2 separate regions of the Homo sapiens genome follow, and region 2 is linked to region 1. Evidence: chromatin loops called from intact Hi-C (ENCODE). Cell type or tissue: Caco-2. All regions are shown on one strand. Links, peaks and the distances in the headings refer to the core of each region. The heading gives the core; the rest is flanking DNA.

The links. Peaks named below come from ENCODE experiments on the same cell type or tissue, not always from the same donor. Only the 100,000 strongest peaks of a DNase experiment are listed, where the experiment ranks them.
Region 2: it touches region 1 in a loop (2.7-fold over the local background); 6 of 110 quality-filtered maps call a loop at or near these places.

Annotation. Positions count from the first base shown.
Region 1 is chr6:161,365,973-161,368,890 of GRCh38, forward strand. The region is part of intron 10 of PRKN (parkin RBR E3 ubiquitin protein ligase); the gene reads right to left. Among named protein-coding and RNA genes, the nearest start is that of AGPAT4, 93 kb to the left of the region's middle. In Caco-2, for the core only: no CTCF peak of the experiment used is centred there; a DNase peak (open chromatin) is centred at 1,689.
Region 2 is chr6:161,310,681-161,313,598 of GRCh38, forward strand. No RefSeq gene overlaps it. Among named protein-coding and RNA genes, the nearest start is that of AGPAT4, 38 kb to the left of the region's middle. In Caco-2, for the core only: no CTCF peak of the experiment used is centred there; no DNase peak of the experiment used is centred there.

The DNA.
Region 1 (2,918 bases), core at 151-2,650:
TGTACCCTTATCATTTCCTTCACAGACTCTGCAACTGGGCCAATGTTACTTCTTCCCCGGATCGATATGTTGAAATCCTACCCACCAAGGTGATGCTACTGGAAGGTGGGGCCTTTGGGAGGTGATTAGGTCATGAGGGTGGAGCTCTTATGAAGGGATTCGTGCCCTTATTAAAGCAACCCCAGAGAGCTCTCTTGCCTCTTCCACTGTGAGAAGATGCAGTGAGATGCCAGCAGTTTGCAGGAAGAGAGACCTCCCCAGATCTAGAGCCTGAGGTTGAGGCTTCCTGGGCTGAGCTTTGGTTCCTGTAAGCCATGGGCAGCAGCGTGGGTTAAGAGGCACCCTCATGTCCACAGGACACCAGAGCTGCTGAGGGGCCGAGGCACACGTGAGCCAAGGAGTCAAGGACCCCCTCATGGAGATGCCCACACTGAAGGTCAGAGACAGAGAAGAAAGCCTAGGGAAGAGAAAATACCCCAAACCCTAGGAAAAGACCAAAATGCTGATGTCGCAAAATGGTTTTTAATACTGTTAAAGCAAACTAAGTATGGCCTAAGAAGGACTCCGTACTTCTGTATTTGAGTCCTTGTGGTCGAACTTAGCCAAGATTGAAAACCCAACTTAGGAGTGTGTCTGACTTAATATGTAGACAAGATTGAAAGTCTAACTCTAGAGTATGCAACTGTAACAACAGCTGGGTCTTGGCCAATCCCAGCAGCCATGCTTCAGCCACTCATACACTGCTGAGTGTTCAAACTGTGTTCAAATGAGGCCGACACCAACTTGTAACCAGCCCGGGTGTTTCTGTACCTGACTTCCGATTTCTGTCCATCACTTCCCTTTTTGTCTATAAATTTGTTCTGACCCCGAGGCACCCTTGGAGTCTCTCTGAATCTGCTGTAATTGTGAAGGCTACCCAATTTACGAATCGCTTTTTTGTTTTTTTTCTTGCTCAATTAAACTCTGCTAGATTTAATGTGTCTGAAGTTTTTTGGGGTTTTTTTGTTTCCTTTTTTTTTTTTTTTTTTTTTTTTTTGAGACAGAGTGTGGCTCTGTCGCCCAGGCTGGACTGCAGTGGCGTGATCTCGGCTCACTGCAAGCTCCGCCTCCCGGGTTCACGCCATTCTCCTGCCTCAGCCTCCCGAGTAGCTGGGACTACAGGCGCCCGCCACCACGCCCGGCTAATTTTTAGTAGAGACGGGGTTTCACCATGTTAGCCGGGATGGTCTCGATCTCCTGACCTTGTGATCCACCCGCCTCGGCCTCCCAAAGTGCTGGGATTACAGGCGTGAGCCACCGCGCCCGGCCGTGTCTGAAGTTTTAACAGTACCAAGCTAGGGGAGGGTGTTTTAGCCGGCAGGACAGCTACCCACTTTCTTTTGCAGTGGGGGTGGGGTTCACGCTGACCTCCTGGGACTGTCAAGGGCCCAGGCAGATCTTGGCCTTGATTGGAGAGTTAGGGGTTACGGTGTAGAAAACTAATAAGATGTGTCTTTTCTTTTTTTTTTTTTTCTGGTAGACAGTATGTGCTCAAAGGTTATGGTTTTATTCCTCCATAGGGCATGAAGCAGTTCTGTTATCTAACTTAGAAGTCAAAGTTCAGCATTCCTTTCCCAATGAACGACATGGCATTCTGTTCCTCAAACGCTACTTGTGCTGATTTTCCCATTAATCTGATGACTCAGACCTCGGCACGGGCTAACACAGAGCTGTGTAGGCATGGCGCTGGGACAGCTGCAGGGTGTTAGAGGGAGGGGCGGCCGGCGGGTCCGAGACCCTGCTGCCCAGGAGGGGAAGGCTTTGAAGAAGTAAGGACGCTTCTGTTACATGAGGAAGGGCACTGTGCGGCAGGGGCTCTGCCCACATCACAGAATGTAGTAACTGCGCATCCCTGAAGGACGGAGCTTGTCATTAACTATTTCAGCTGGAGAGATCAGTCTCAGAAAACTAAATAACTTCAGACCCAGGCCGCCTGGCCTGCGAGCAGTCGGTTCAGAATCGGAGCCCCGAGCTGCCTGGGTTCATACTCCAGGCCCCTGCAGCCTTGATTTCTTCCTGTCATTATCAAGTCACATGCTACAAAGAGGGCTAAGGGACTAAGGCTAAGATGCTGTCATGGAGATCTGGAAGTCCCCGGGGACTTTTGAGAGCACAGTTTTCAAACAGCTTGTGGCCAGGCGCAGTGGCTCACACCTGTAATCCCAGCACTCTGGGAGGCCAGTGCGACGGTCAGGAGTTCAAGACCAGCCTGCGAAACATGGTGAAACCCTGTCTCTACTAAAAATACATATAATATTTATATATATGTATATATTTATATATATTTATATATATTTGTATATATATTTATATATATTTGTATATATATTTGTATATATATTTGTGTATATATATAGCAACCTCAGTCTTGATATATATATATATATATATATATATGCTGGGCCTGGTGGCGCACACATATAGTCCCAGCTACTCAGGAGGTTGAGGCATGAGAATCACTTGAATCCAGAAGGTGGAGATTGCACCGAGCCGAGCTGGTGCCACTGCAATCCAGACTAGGCGACAGGGCAAGAATCTGTCTCAAAACAACAACAACGAAAGCAACTACCACCACCACCAGCACCCAGCTTGTGGTAAAGACAGTGGGAGAAGCCACCCAGCCCCCCTCCCCTCACTGCAGTGGCTCACCTGCCCTCCACTTGCCTGCTTCCCCTGGCACCAGCACTGCAACTCCACTCCCAGCTGCCCACCCGCCCTTCTGCCCTGGGCCATCGCTGCTGCCTGGCCGGTTCTCCCTTCCCCAACCTGCCGAAAGTGCTTTCAAGAAGGACACCAGGAGGCCACGGCTGCCAAAGCTCATGCCCTTTCTTTGTCATTGTCTCCAACTGTCCCACTGCACCTAACATGTGGGAAAGGGT
Region 2 (2,918 bases), core at 258-2,757, 55 kb before region 1:
TCAACAGCATCTCTAGTGTAGTTACTAAATCACTGTTGGTTGTAGTAGATGTAGTTTATCCAATCTACATTTTTATTAATTGTCACCCACCAAGATATTGACTCAAATCCTGCAGCTATTTGATTTCGGAATTCAAATTGATCTGGTATTCCCCGTGGGACTCCAGTTGCGTTTAAATAGACATGAGAGTCGAAAGACCCATAAGGGGCTTCTCTCGCATTATGATGTCTTATTTTTCCTTCCTCTAGTTGATGAAATGCCAGGGTGAAACGGATAGCCAATTGGACTAAAGCACAAGTGCCGCTCCAGTTATTCGGCAGAGTGTCCAGTAAAGGTCCACCAGAATACCACCACACATCCACTAGGGGATGAACAAGGGCTGACTGATTGATAAGTTCTTGAAAATTCTTAAGCTCACTGCATCCCCTCAGGTCTCCAAGGAATGCTGTTTCCTCCCTGTCGTGAGAGATATGAAGTTAACTTAGTGTTGGGAGACAGAAGCTGGATGGCCCTCAGGGGCTGGCCCATAGGATGCCGGACTTCGGGATATAGCAGAGAGAGAGCATGGCACAACTTGTTACTCCAGGCTGTAGGATCCGGGAAAAGAGCTATCATGCAGCCCACTCCTGGTCAACTGGAGGACCACCCTACTAGAAAGGGGACAATCTGGGCCTCTGGCCTGCCATGCACACAAGCATAACAATTGCTTTCGTTTAAAGTGCGGACGGAATATCTGATCCATTCCAACCAGGCATTTGCAACTTGGTAACCTGTTTCAATTGCCAATACTTGTTTTAAGTCTTTAACTTCTACGACAGCCATCTTGGTCTTGTGGTTAGATGGAGGAGGAGCAATTATTCCGTTGTGAGAGGTTTTGGAAGAAGGCTTAGAAGAAGGTGCAGGCAGTGCGGGATCAAAGAAATACATTTTAAAGAATCCAATAGGGTCTGTCCCTCAAACCTCAACCCCCATACCATAAAACTGGCTTAAAGGAGGGAACCGGCTTAGAAAAGGGGAAGAAGTTTGAGGATTCGAGATAATAACCTGTATAGGATTGCACTGGTTTAGCTGACACTTAGTGGGGGGCTGTCCCTCTAGTAACATGAATGTACAGTTTTAGGAAATTACAAAAACAGGTTGGGGCGGTCCATCCTTGCTCTTTAGTGGTCCACAGAATGCTGGACCAACTATGGCATAAAAGCTGTACATTGGGAGGGCAAGACTCCTGGTTGACGCCGGGGTCTTTATCAAAATCTCCTCGGATTAAATGGTCCCAGTTCACTAATGCCTAATCTGAGAAGAGTCAGGAGGGACAGAGGTGCTTTTCTGAAGTAGAGAGCTGTCTCTGACTTGGCAAGTTCCCACAGGGTATAACAAGGCAAGCACCAAATGCAATAGTTTGAGGCGAAATTGACTTGGTTATGTTAATAACTAGATGGTCAGCAATAGAGTGAGGAAAGAAGAAAAAGTAATAGAATAGATGAAAGAGTTAAATTTTTCTTAGCTTTAGTTTGGTAGCGTTTTCCCCTGGGACTATGGCCCACGACTCTGGAGAAGGCGGTGCTTTTTTGACTCGGGTGTGATGAGTCCATCCCCTTTCCACTGTATGAACAGCAGTCTCGGTGATTAGTAACACAAGGTAAAGTCCTTCCCAGGCTGGCTCAAGTTTTCCTTCTCCCCACCCTTTGATGAGAATGTGATCCTCAGGCTGGTGCTGGTTTACCGGAAATTCTAGGGCTGGTACCTGTGCTAAAAGACTTTTAGTTTTGAGGGAAAGGAAAGTAGAAGATAAACCAAGTATATAATTTCTAAGAAATTGATCTTTTGTTTTACATGTGGGGACATCAGCAATGGACTTTATAGTCCTTGGCACCTTCTTGCTGAGAAATTTTCTTTAGCACCTATTTTTATTATTTTTTAGACCAAAGAAAGCCAAACACCGTTTTATATTTGCCAATGCTTCCTGTATGATATTTATACCAGATAAGCTAAATTTCACCTTTACATTAGTGTGTTTTTAATGTTAAAGTTAATTTTAATAAAATCTTGTAGCCATATTTATCCAATTTTTAATGTCTGACCATATGGTAAGATTTGTATAGATGCTTTTTAACCTTTTATAATTTTTGTTAAAAAGCAGGTTAGTGCTTTAAGAAAAACATGTTGTGCTTTTATTTTAATGTCCAGTTCTCAGAAAAACTGGGTGATATCCCTTTAACTTTACCCAATATGTTTACACACAGAATTTCCTTTTCAATTAACATTTCAAAACTTGCCTAAACCTTTAAAACAATTTTTTTTTAACCATTTAATGTAGGTAAAAATCCACACTCTTATGTCTCCTTATAATCCTTTTACCAAAGTACGTTTTACTTTCCTTACACACCTTACACATAAACTGTTTCTTCAATAGTTTTACATTCAGGAGGCCTAATTACTTTTAAATTATACAACATTTCTTGCATAAATTCCCTTTTATAACTTTTTTTTCCCATAACTTTCACAGACAATTCTTCAACATGCCTCAACTTTCTGATTTGTTGCAAACATCCCTTTCTCTAAACAACCAGTTCATTTATTTTAGGACAAGAATTTACCATATAATATTCCTTTTTACATAAATTCTCTCCCCCCTCCTTTGTTTTTTCTCAAAGATGATAACCATTCTTTTCCAAATTGAACTTCCTTCATTTCTGTGGACTAGACTGTCTAAGGCCACAAGATTAGACGTTAGGATAATACATGTTACACTCTTAACTTTTAGCAAACTTTACTTTTGTTGAAAACCTTGTAAGTTTGGGATTTCAATTATTCTTTGCTATTAATAAGACCTCGTTCAGTCCATATTAACTTAGAATTAGTATAGATGACTCCTTCCTGATTCTGTAAGCACTTTAAGGCTTGGCTGAGTGCAAACA